Regions from separate parts of the Homo sapiens genome. Here all the other regions are linked to region 1. Evidence: chromatin contacts called from ENCODE Hi-C or POLR2A ChIA-PET data. All regions are on one chromosome and are shown on one strand. Each heading gives the region's core, a stretch centred on a gene start or an enhancer-like site at or near the end of the contact. The rest is flanking DNA. Distances are from core to core; before and after follow the strand shown.

Region 1 (3,963 bases), core at 758-3,257:
GGAAGGAGGCAGAAAGACTAGTTGCACTGCAGGGGTGACTGCAAAATAATATATGCTCAGTAAACAGACGCACTCCGCATTTTCCACATCATCCAAGTGTGAAACACAAAGATCTCCTGTTTAATTCTATTCTGATGATTGGGCTTGGAAAGGGTTGCCAATTTCAGCATTAAAAATACAGCATAGGCCAGGCGCAGTGGTTCACACCTGTAATCCCAGCACTTTGGGAGGCCGGGGCAAGCGGATCACCTGAGGTCAAGAGTTTGAGACCAGCGTGGCCAATATGGTGAAACCCCATCTCTACTAAAAATACAAAAATTAGCCAGGCGTGAGGCCGGGCACGGTGGCTCATGCCTGTAATCCCAGCACTTTGGGAGGCCGAGGTGGGTGGATCACGAGGTCAGGAGATCAAGACCATCCTGGCTAACAAGCGGATCACCTGAGGTCAAGAGTTTGAGACCAGCGTGGCCAATATGGTGAAACCCCATCTCTACTAAAAATACAAAAATTAGCCAGGCGTGAGGCCGGGCACGGTGGCTCATGCCTGTAATCCCAGCACTTTGGGAGGCCGAGGTGGGTGGATCACGAGGTCAGGAGATCAAGACCATCCTGGCTAACACGGTGAAACCCCGTCTCTACTAAACACACACACACACACACACACACACACACACACACACACACACACAAATTAGCCTGTTGTGGAGGCAGGCGCCTGTAATCCCAGCTACTCGGGAGGCTGAGGCAGGAGAATCGCTTGAACCTGGGAAGCAGAGGTTGCAGTGAGCAGAGATCGTGCCACTGTGTTCCAGCCTGGGGGACACAGCAAGACTTGGTCTCAAAAAACAAACAAACAAACAAACAAAAACAATACAGCATATGCAGAGTCTGCTGGGGGAAAGATGGGGCCGAACTGGGCATCAGAGGAAAGTGGAATTTCGGTGTTGATAGATGTTGCTGCTAGAATCCAACAAGGAAGGCCAGAGACTGACTTCATAGAACCATAAAGCAGGAGGCAACATTTCATACATATGCACACTTCCCGGTTTGTTATAGTTCCCAAAAGATTTGAAAAATGAAGGTGGGTGGAGGGAGGAAGAGGCAATGAAATATAGTATGTTCCTGAATAAAAGGCATCATCTTAGCAAGTTGAAGTTAGAGAATCTCTTGGTACATATTTATGCAGTCTCAACCGTCCTCCCGTCTCTGAGATGGTAAATTACTACTGACACTTATTCAGGTCTGAACTGAGAATCTAGTTTGTGGATTAACTGGACCCTTTGCTTTTTCTTCTTCCATCTGCCTTTTAGGCAATTCATTACTTATTCGAATTTCCACCAGAAGGTAGGAGTCAAGAGAACGAATATTGGATATTAATAACCGGTTACTGTTAAAGAAGGGTTGCTGTATGGCGACTGACAACAAGAGGTATAGCACTTTTATTTTGTTGCGTTGTTTTACCACTAATTGCTGTGGTTTAACTAATATAGGGAAATGGCCTCAGAATGGATCATTATTTTACCCAATTTTAGAAGGTGCCCTTAAACAAGATGGCAACCTCAGGCGCGTTAACAAGGTGCTGAAGCAGCAGCGATGTAACCTGTTGCTTGGACACCAGGCTGGAGTGGGAGGACTCACCGCTAAGGGTTCAGAACCGATTTTCAACCAGTCACGCCCTTCTCAAAGATGGCCGACCTCACTTCCCTTACGCAACATGGACGTTTTCAGTCACTTCCTGTGATTTTGAGGTTATTCTGATCCAGGACTACTTGCATGACCAAAGCCAAGATGGCAGGTACGTCCTTTTAGAATTTAAGGTTAGTGAAGCCATCTATTTCCCCGACCCCCTTCAGTGAAAATGGTCTTTCGCATCTGGCTCTTCTTTTTGGAGGCGTGCTTGCCAGCAGTCAAAATGGCTCCATTCCGGAATAGATTTAATAGGAAGTGAAGCTGTGACGGCGAGGCGTTGCCCGGCCTATCTTTGCTAGGCGTTCTCAGAATTAGTTCTTTCTGCCCACACTAGACATGGCGCTTGCCAGCGTGTTGGAGAGACCGCTACCGGTGAACCAGCGCGGGTTTTTCGGACTTGGGGGTCGTGCAGATCTGCTGGATCTAGGTCCAGGGAGTCTCAGTGATGGTCTGAGCCTGGCCGCGCCAGGCTGGGGTGTCCCAGAAGAGCCAGGAATCGAAATGCTTCATGGAACAACCACCCTGGCCTTCAAGGTGTGGAGCCAGCCCCCTTGCCAGGCTGAGTACTGAACGCCCGCGACTTGCCTGGCCTCCCAGCCTGACCGGAGTTTGCGGTGGCCTTGGCCACCAACCCAGGCGGAGGCTGGGTCCTCTCGTTCGGACCGCAGCAGTTTTGCTGTCTCATTGGCCCAGGAGGCCCCTGTCTTTGCTCTGGTTGGAAAGGGTGGCGGTGGGGCCGGGGGTAAGTCGGGGGAGGAAGGTGAGGCCTCTTGGGTTGATTCCTAGGCGACCCCAGGTTGCTGCTGTTCAGGATCTTCTAGCTGGGAAAGGCCGCAACAACAATGAATCTTGGCCGAGGGAAGGCTATTGTAAACGTTTACCAAAGTTTTGGAAACTGGGCGGCCCCTCAAGGCAGGGGTAACTGAAACTGGCATGAAGGGGAAGCGTGGTGAGGGTAAGCATTGTACTAAGAATCAGACATTTGGGGTTCCTTGCCCAGCTCTGCAATAACTAGCTCTAGATTGAGAAATCATTTGATTTCATTGAACCTGTTTCCTCATCTATAAAATGATTTGTTTTTTTTTTTTTTTTGAAACAGGGCTTTTCGCTGTCGCTCAGGCTGGAGTGCAGTGGCTCCAGCGCCTCAGCCTCCAGAGTAGCTGACACTATAGGCACACACCACCACGACAGGCTAAGTTTTTTTACTTTTTGTAGAGATGGATCTCCCTGTGTTGCCCAGGCTGGTCTCCAGCACCTGGCCTCAAGCGGTCCTCCCGCCTTGGTCTCCCAAAATGCCTGGGTTACAGGAGTGAGCCACCACGCCCATCCTATAAAATGAATTTAATATGGGTTATATCCATGTCAAGGGATTGATGTGAAGCTCGGGTGACATTAATATATGGTGAAGTATAGAAGTATACTGTGAAGTATAAAAGGACGGAGAAAGAGATGTGCTGGGTTTGGATTGATGCAAAAAGAAGTATGTAGGAGTGTTTTTGTGGTCTTATGTGGCCTGTTTTGTGTTTTCCTCTGATCTTAACAGTTCCGCCATGGAGTCATAGTTGCAGCTGACTCCAGGGCTACAGCGGGTGCTTACATTGCCTCCCAGACGGTGAAGAAGGTGATAGAGATCAACCCATACCTGCTAGGCACCATGGCTGGGGGCGCAGCGGATTGCAGCTTCTGGGAACGGCTGTTGGCTCGGCAATGTCGAATCTATGAGCTTCGAAATAAGGAACGCATCTCTGTAGCAGCTGCCTCCAAACTGCTTGCCAACATGGTGTATCAGTACAAAGGCATGGGGCTGTCCATGGGCACCATGATCTGTGGCTGGGATAAGAGAGGCCCTGGTGAGTTAAGCTGCAACCACATGATCCTTGGGCTGACACTACAGTGAGGAGGGGTTGGATGGACAGATGAATTAAAGGGCTTGGTGTCAATGCTGAAGAAGTGTAATTAGGTCCTTAGCCCTTCCTTCTCTCTTTTTTTTTTTCCTGTTTTTTTAGACTGTGTCTCATTCTGTCGCTCAGGCTGGAGTGCAGTGGCATGATCTCAGCTCACTGCAGCCTCCGCCCCCAGGTTCAGGAATTCAAGACCAGCCTGGCCAACATGGCGAAACCCCATCTCTACTAAAAATACAAAAATTAGCCCGGCGTGGTGGCGGGCGCCTGTAATACCAGCTGCTCAGGAGGCTGAGGCATGAGAATTGCTTGAACCCAGGAGGTGGATGTTGCAGTGAGCAGAGATCGCGCCACTGCACTCCAGCCTGGGCGA
Region 2 (3,963 bases), core at 1,012-3,511, 430 kb before region 1:
CCACTCTGGCCTCCCAAAGTGTTGGGATTACAGGCGCATATTTCAATTTTAAGATGCACATGGTTTTCATATTTTAACATCTCTGAAATCAGGATGCATGTTTCAGTCACTGGCATCTTGGTATTATGTCATAAGCAATTTTTTTTTTTTTTTTGAGACAGGGTCTTGCTCTGTCACCCAGGCTGAATGCAGTGGCACAATCACAGCTTACTGCAGCCTCAACCTCCCAGGCTTAAGCAATCCTCTGGCCTCAGCCTCCTGAGTGGCTAGGACTACAGGCACATGCCATCATGCCCGGCTAATTTTTAACTTTTGTAGGGTCTCACTATGTTACCCAGGTTGGTCCCGAACTCCTGAGCTCAAGCGATCCTCCAGCCTCAGCCTCCTGAAGTGCTGGAATTACAGGCATGAGCCACCATGCCCGGCCTGTCACATTTTTTCTTAATATATACAATAAGTGATATGTCCCAATTAATAAGTGTCTTAGATTAGATGAAATCTGAAAGTAACTCCTCAGTTGGCCTACAGTAATCTTCAGAGTGACTTTTCCAGTCTTATTTCCTACCCCCAACACACATAACACAGAAAGTACATCCTATCACAAAAATGACTTACTCCTTTCCCTTATCACCATACTTTCAGGCCTTTGTGCCTTTGCACATGTTCCTTCTTTCTGTCCCTCCCATTTATTCCTCAAAATCCTATCACCTCCTCTGGGAAGCCTGTCCTGAATCCCTCTGCTCTTCTGGCAGTTAATTAATCCCTCTCTTTGGCTGGAGACTCATAACTCTGTAATGTGACTGCTACTATTAATACTTACATCTATTGCTTTGCTTTGTCTTCCCTCTAGACTTCAGCACAGAAACTGGATCATATTTATGTTTGAAGCTCGAGCACTTAGGATATATAAGACACAATAAACATACAATGAAAGAACTACTGAGAACATTAAGTCAGGGGATGCTTACTGTTTGAGTACATCTTACCTTTTCTGTAGGATAGGCACCAGCTTGAACTTTTTGTGTCAGTGATTTCACTTGTGCAGTTACAGCCATCACCTGAAATTAGCCCAAATAAAACAAGTGATTAGATTATATCAAATTATGTCTGCAAACTGTGAAGAGCAAAAGCTAAACAATGCCACCTAAAAATTATCTGAAACACTGTCTAAAGTATAGTACTATCTTCTCACTTCTCGGAAAGCATAGGAGAGATGGTTCTTCAAAAAGTTTAAAAAAAAAAAAACTTTCCACTTCTTAAAGAAGAGACCATCTTTTACTGAACCACAGGGAGGAGAAAAGGACTGAGAGAGTAGTGACTGAAGCACTGTAATTTTGTTTGTACTAGTTGAACTTACAATGCATAGAACTACATAACTCCCCGACTTATGACTTAATTTCCACTTTACGAGGGTGTAAAAGAAATATGCATTCGGTAGAAACCGTCCTTTTCTCGTGATGCTGGGCAGCGGCATCAAGCCTAAATTTCGACTTATGAGGTTTTCGAATTACAATGGGTTTATCAGGCCATAACCTCCATCGTTAAGTCGAGAAGCATCTGTATATAAGTGTGTATTACCTGGGCACCCAAAGGGCAAGTCATGTTACCATTCCAAGCACTGGTTTCCTTAGCTATATGAATAAAGGAAAACTATTCATATAATTTCTTTTTGGAGTTTCTTGTATTCCCTTGGGTGCAGAATCAATTACTTAGAATTCTGGCGTGAAAAGGTTTTGATTACATCATTTTACTCTAAGGTTTTTGGAAGCATTCACGTATCTCAATCACCAAAGTTTTGAGGTGAAGTACACAAACTCAAAGCCAATCCGTGACTAATTTATTCCAGAGGCGACACTACTCACTTGCTCCTGGAGATTTTTCAGAAGTGTCACGGCACTTGGCAGGTCGGACTCCAGCACCCCCTACAGAAGGGAGAGGAGGCGTAAAGAAAAGTCATTCTTTCCTCAGGATTATAGGAAAGTGGAACGTCTAGGGTGGGAAACTGCCCTCTCTCCGTCAGACACCCAGACTCGGGGCCTTCACACTCGGGTTCACAGACTCGCCTTAAAGCCAGCCCCTTGGGTTACCGGACAGGAACGGTAACTCTAGGGAGGCCGCCTCCCTGAAGCAACTTTCATCACCACCCTTCCCTGGTACCAACAGTTTGCCTCCAGCCGCTGAAGGCAAAGGACAACTCCACAATAGCTACGCGAGGAAGAAACCACACCAAACTCACCAGCGCCGCCATCTTCGCAAAGCCCACCCCTTCCGGTGTCGTACTTCCTGAGCGCTAAGGGCGACTTGATAGATTTGATAGACAACTGCCGCTTGCAAATCTAAGCCAATACGAATAAGGGCTTTCTCACTTCCGCCCCCAACAGGATAAACGAGAGGAGGAGTCTGATCTGGCCAATGGAATAAAGGAACTGGCTAAATTCGTCAGACTCAGAAAGAGTCGTCAGGACGAAAAAAAGCACTTGGCAAAGAGCGTGTGATTGGTAGACTGAGTAAAATGATTGACGGCAAGCCAATAAGAGACAGTCAAATAATTGATTGACAGTTGGAAGGACCAATAGAAAAAAGGAATTAGCAGAGCGAACTTAGCGCGTATTGGCTCCCGTCTGCCGCAGCACCCAGAGTCTTTTTTCACGGCACTTTTCTTGTAGTGCGTGAACCGGCCGCTAGGTGATGGGCCTTGGCTTGGCTTTGCGGTGTCGACATTGCAGAGCCGCCATTGCTGGCTGCTCATCCAACGGCCACCGCGCCAAATGCCTTACAGACCCGGTGGCCCTGGAATCGATTCTGTAACACTACTCCTTGTGTGACCGTGGACAAGTCACTCGGTCTCTGAGCCTTCTTCATCTGTAAATAAGAGAGCGAGGCTAGAGAAGCCCAGAGCCAGAGTTTAGAAACCGAGTGCGAGGACACCTGCCCTCTTGGTGTGCACTGTGGAGCGCTGAGAAACGGCTCCAATAACGCCCCGACACTCTTCGCTCCTACCAGTTTGGGGACATGAAAAGAATACGTTTTACAAATTGGGGAACGGTTCATATTTACATGACTTACCGCGGTCACACAGGTCTTCAGCAGAACTTGGTTCAAACTCTGGCAGTGCATGTTTCAGTATAACCTGCCTCATCATTACCCAGTGCTTTCAGATGTGTTCTCTCACTCTGGTTTTTCACAAGCTGGTGAAGTAGGTTGGACGGATACTCATTGTTCCCATCCCATGCCTTAGGAAATAAAGCACCGAAAGGGTGAATGATAGTGTATAATTTTTTGTTCACAACTCGTCCAACAGAGCTGGGTCTAGAAATCAGATCTTACCGACTTGAAGCTGTCTTTTGGAATTAAGAATAACACCTGTATCTGGGCAGGTGAGGTAAGGAAATCCTGGTATCTAGATCTTGCTGGATTCAAGAAGGCAGGAGGGTGTTCAGTCCCCACTCCTCTAACATTTAATTTGCTGCTTCAGGCCCACTGTGGAAGCTCAGGATGCTGTTGCAGCATACTTAGTCAATTATCCAGTAGCTTTTGTAATGTTTTATCAAGATTTGTATTATGAAAAGTTTCTATTTCTACATAAATTTTCGGACCTGTCTAATTAGATCAGCAATAAACTTTTCCTTTTCGGGGAATTTGAAATTTAGTTTGTTCATATGCTTTATGATAGCAATGAGAAAACAAATTGCACTGCCATATTTTGGGTTTTTTTGAGACCGAGTCTCGCTCTGTTGCCCAAGCTGGAGTGCAGTGGCGCGATCTCGGCTCACTGCAACCTCCGCCTCCCGGGTTCAAGCGATTCTCCTGTCTCGCCCTCCCGAGTAGCTGGGACTACAGGCACTTGCCACCACGCCCGGCTGATTTTTTTTTTTTTTTTTTTTTTTTTAGTAGAGACAGGGTTTCACCATGTTAGCTAGGATGGTCTCGATCTCCTGACCTCATGATCCACCCGCCTCAGCC
Region 3 (3,963 bases), core at 1,039-3,538, 270 kb after region 1:
CTCCATAATGTGATTATTACACCTTGCATGCCTCTATCAAAACATCTCATGTAGCCCATAAATATATACACCTACTAGGTATCCACAAAAATTAACAACAACAAAATAAATAACAGCCATCAAAGGAAGAAGATAGGATAGTAAGTGAAGGGGAACTAAGGATGAAGGGAAGAAACCTTCCCCCAGGTAACACATGGGTGTGCCTGAGCATGTTTACATGTTCGGGGTAGGGCAGTGAGGAGGGAAATGCTGAAGACACAGGGGAGAAAAGATAATTGATGGAGCAACGTGGCAGAAAGACACATAATTCAAAGCAGAGTTCTAGCCTTTACAAAAGCAATGCTAGTGGCTTCCCAATTTAGGGGTTTAAGTGCCTGACCTGAACCTCTGTTCTAAACCAGGATAGCTTCATGACTGTTAATAAGGTCCCCTGACTCTAACCCCATGTTTGTATTCAAATATCTACACTTCTTGAATCCCAGATGATCTGGTGGTTTTATAATGCTCTTTAAGAAATATAGGCAGAGTGCATCTAGGTATCATGAACCTCTATTGCTCATTTGAAATCATCTGCTCTTCTGACCCCAGAGCTTCTGCAACTACTTCCTGAATCCATTCAAAGAATTGCCATCTATGAGGTTAAATCCCTAACCCATGTCCAGGGTATATTCCCCTTACATGCAGCAATGGCCCCCCACCAAGGTAGGCCCAGATCAACATGCATAAATTCCAGTAAATTCTGGATCAGTCCCACTGGGGTGTATGACCCCAGCCCCAGTTCAGCGAAGCTCTGCTCTGCAGCAGTTTGGACTACATCTGCAGTCTCTCCAGAAGCCACCTCAGGTACTGCTGTGGGTGAGGGAGTTGCAGCAACAACAGGAGGGGCCTGAACCTGTGTGAAAGAAAGCCTTGTATTATATTTATTCAGTAGCGAACACAAAGCAAGTGAGATCTTTTTATAATAACCAGTACTGGGTTCTGTTCTCTCTACTTCTTGTTCTTCCAGGTTAGCCTAGTGTCTGCAGATTTCAAGCTTAAAAAGGACATCTCATTTTTATCAATAGTTAGGAAGAGAAGTTACTTTGAGTAAGAATCCATGACTTCCCTTCATGCTGGGAAGTTATTTCTTTTATCACTGTTTTCCAAACTTCAGCCATTTGAATATCACTATCATGATTTTTGCCATATATTAACATGAAACAATTGCTTTTCTTTAAAACAGCTCAGAAAACCAAATATAACATCTCTCCTGTTGTACTTTCAATCATTTCCCCACTGAATTGAAAATCCATCCTAAGCAGAGATGCTATCATTTTGGAGAGCTGTGTGGAGCGTGGACAAGAACTCTGCTCCATATTCCCCCTGCTCCCAAACAAAACAAAATATGAAACCAACCAGGAAACACCACTCCTAATATTGCAGGAACGAAAGGCCTCTTACCTGGACTTCTGCAAAAGAGATAGCAGAGGTACTGAGGCTGCGGGGGCCGGAAGCCGCAAGGAAGAGGTAGTGTGGGCGACAGCAGCACGGGGCTGCTGGGAATAGGAGCCGTGTGGTCAGCGGTTTCCCAAGCCATTGCGAGGGCCCTGCGACGCTGTGGACCTGAGCGTGTAAAAGGATGATGGAGCCCCTTTACCGGGAGCAGAAGTCCTCGCGTGGGTGCAAACGGGATTCATTATGCTAACTCCCCAAGAAGCAGGCAGCTCGGCCACTACAGGGGAGGACATTGCTATCACCGCGCGCAGACCGCTAGCCCGAAGGCATGCAGCGGGTGGTGCCTGCAGAGCGAAGCTCGAACCTGGGTTCCCCGCATCTCAGTTATCGCAGACCCACATCGGAGGGCCCTGAGAACGAGGCCGAGGTGCTCTCGCCAGGAGCCAAGCCAATTCCAGAAGCTGACACCGGGCTGCTGGGCCCATAGTGTCGGGGACTAACCCTAGCGCGTCCTCACATGACCCGAGGTCATGACATTCAGGTCCCGGTGAGCAGGTCAGCGTCTGCTGATACCCCTAGCACGAGCTGTCCTGGGGCCTGGTTCACTGGGTCAGGGCAGCATCCCGGTGCTCTGCCCCGGGGCATCCTTACCCGACGCCCGGACTGTAGCAAGCGCAGAAGCTCCCGGCGTCCGCACATTAGTCCCATCGCCATTTTGCCCGGAAGAGGACTTGCTTTTGCGCCTGCGCAGTAAGAACCACAACCCCTCGAGAGGAAGCACTTTTGGAGGCGGGCATGAAGCCAGAATTGTAGCCGCAGATCAGGCGGTAAAAGAGAACGGAGCTTGGCGGCCATATTTGAAGTGGGTAAAAATCTGTAAAGCCACGTTACCATTAGCACGCAGAGAGCCTTTTCTGGAGATTGAAAGGAAGTTGAAGAGCTGGGTTAGCTATCATCGTAAGCTATCATCGTTAGTGATGGCGTAAACCTGGGTAATTTTCCTCTAATGTCGCGATTGTCCTCTGATTTGTAAGTTTAAAAATAGCCTCAGAAAAGGCTTGGCTGTACTTGCAGAGGATTTTTCCCACTCAATGATGTTCGATTCTTTTGATTCTTATTGCTAGGTAATATTGTAATCGCAGGTCCAGTGAAATTTGAGGGTAGTCTAGAGTCTGACAGAAATTAAAAGAAGGCAGCTTCTGGGAAATATTTTCCTCCCAGATAAAAAGACGAAGCTTCCAGAGGAGACTTCACCTTTCCATTTTTTTCTTCTGTAAGTGGGGTGGTGTGAGGACTGACCATGAGGGGACAAGTTTCCAGATGAAAAGCTCACGTGCAGGCCGGGCGCGGTGGCTCAGGTCTGTAATCCCAGTACTTTGGGAGGCCGAGGTGGGTGGATCACGAGATCAGGAGGTCGAGACCATCCTGGCCAACATGGTGAAACCCCATTTCTACTAAAAATACAAAAATTAGCCGGGCGTGGTGGTGGGCGCCTGTAATCCCAGCTACTCGGGAGGCTGAGGCAGGAGAATCACTTGAACCCGGGATGCAGAGGTTGCAGTGAGCCGGGATTGTGCCACTGCACTCCAGCCTGGGCAACAAGAGCGAGACTCCGTCTCAAAAAAAAAAAAAAAAAGGAAAGAAAAACTCACGTGCTGAAGATGGTTGAGGGCAAAGATAGAAAACACCCAAATACTTGATGATATCATTGAGCTGCTGTACCATGCTTGGAACTGCCTATCTCCAGACTTTGTTGTGTAAGTTAATTAAAGGTCTTGGCCGGGTGCAGTGGCTCATACCTGTAATCTCATCACTTTGGGAGGCTGAGGTGGTCTCGATAACTAGGTCAAGAGATCGAGACCAGCCTGGCCAACATGGTGAAATCCTGTCTCTACTAAAAATACAAAAAACAAAAAAACAAAATAACTAGGCGGGCGTGGTGGTGCATACCTGTAGTCCCAGCTACTAGGGAGGCTGAGGCAGGAGAATCGCTTGAATCCGGGAGGTGGAGGTTGCAGTGAGCCGAGGTGGAGCCACCTCACTCTAGCCTGGGCGACAGACTCCATCTCAAAAAAAAAAAAAAAAAGATGATTAAAGGTCTTTACTGTTTAGACTCTAAGTCTGTTGCTTGGGTGTTCTGTTTCTTGAAGTTAAAAGCATTCATCTTCAGGGAAAAAAGTTACTGGTCAGAAAGGTGGAGTTTGATTATGTTTGAACCCTTACAAAGTCTCTCAATATGCAGATTACTTTCTAAACAACAAATTATAGTTTCAGAAAGATACAATAACCTGAAATTATTTCAGTGACTGCTCATTTGGAACGATTATGAATGTACCTGACAGATATGGCGAAAATAGGAGGCAAAGAACTATAATACTGATTTAGTAATAATTAGTGGTATGAGCTAACACTTGCATATGTTGGATGCTATTATAAACATCAATAGATTTTTGATATGGAAACACTGATTTTTTTTTAGAGATTACTTTTAAAACTCAATACAATTAGAAGTAATTACAAATATACAGC

What was found. A loop is a pair of places that touch in the nucleus more often than their neighbours do. ChIA-PET counts read pairs that join two places held with the same protein, here RNA polymerase II (POLR2A). Pooled maps may share reads with other maps.
Region 2: a pooled map shows a loop between it and region 1 (16-fold over the local background). The contact joins the promoter of NGDN here to the promoter of PSMB5 in region 1. A Hi-C loop is called at or near these places in 2 of 37 single-sample maps with no recorded cell type and 12 of 50 pooled maps. POLR2A ChIA-PET finds 5 or more read pairs at or near these places in 1 of 52 experiments (GM10248).
Region 3: a map of CD8-positive, alpha-beta T cell shows a loop between it and region 1 (13-fold over the local background). The contact joins the promoter of OXA1L-DT here to the promoter of PSMB5 in region 1. A Hi-C loop is called at or near these places in 6 of 168 maps with a recorded cell type or tissue (CD4-positive, alpha-beta T cell, CD4-positive, alpha-beta memory T cell, CD8-positive, alpha-beta T cell and 1 more), 1 of 37 single-sample maps with no recorded cell type and 16 of 50 pooled maps. POLR2A ChIA-PET finds 5 or more read pairs at or near these places in 4 of 52 experiments (CD4-positive, alpha-beta T cell, OCI-LY7 and activated naive CD4-positive, alpha-beta T cell).

The regions. Positions count from the first base shown.
Region 1 is chr14:23,032,944-23,036,906 of GRCh38, reverse strand. PSMB5 (proteasome 20S subunit beta 5) reads left to right here and starts at 2,007. Exons shown (of 3, transcript NM_002797.5): 1 at 2,007-2,223; 2 at 3,233-3,539. The coding sequence starts at 2,026. RefSeq lists enhancers at 1,533-1,827, 1,612-2,281, 1,082-2,281.
Region 2 is chr14:23,468,001-23,471,963 of GRCh38, reverse strand. NGDN (neuroguidin) reads right to left here and starts at 2,261. Exons shown (of 11, transcript NM_001042635.2): 1 at 2,237-2,261; 2 at 1,863-1,922; 3 at 987-1,058. The coding sequence starts at 2,248. RefSeq lists an enhancer at 1,558-2,498 and a silencer at 2,585-2,634.
Region 3 is chr14:22,764,887-22,768,849 of GRCh38, reverse strand. OXA1L-DT (OXA1L divergent transcript) reads left to right here and starts at 2,288. Exons shown (of 3, transcript XR_001750638.3): 1 at 2,288-2,426. It overlaps OXA1L (OXA1L mitochondrial inner membrane insertase), which reads right to left and starts at 2,162. Exons shown (of 10, transcript NM_005015.5): 1 at 2,086-2,162; 2 at 1,441-1,602; 3 at 679-892. The coding sequence starts at 2,148. RefSeq lists enhancers at 2,054-2,283, 1,877-2,440, 2,441-3,003, 3,004-3,567.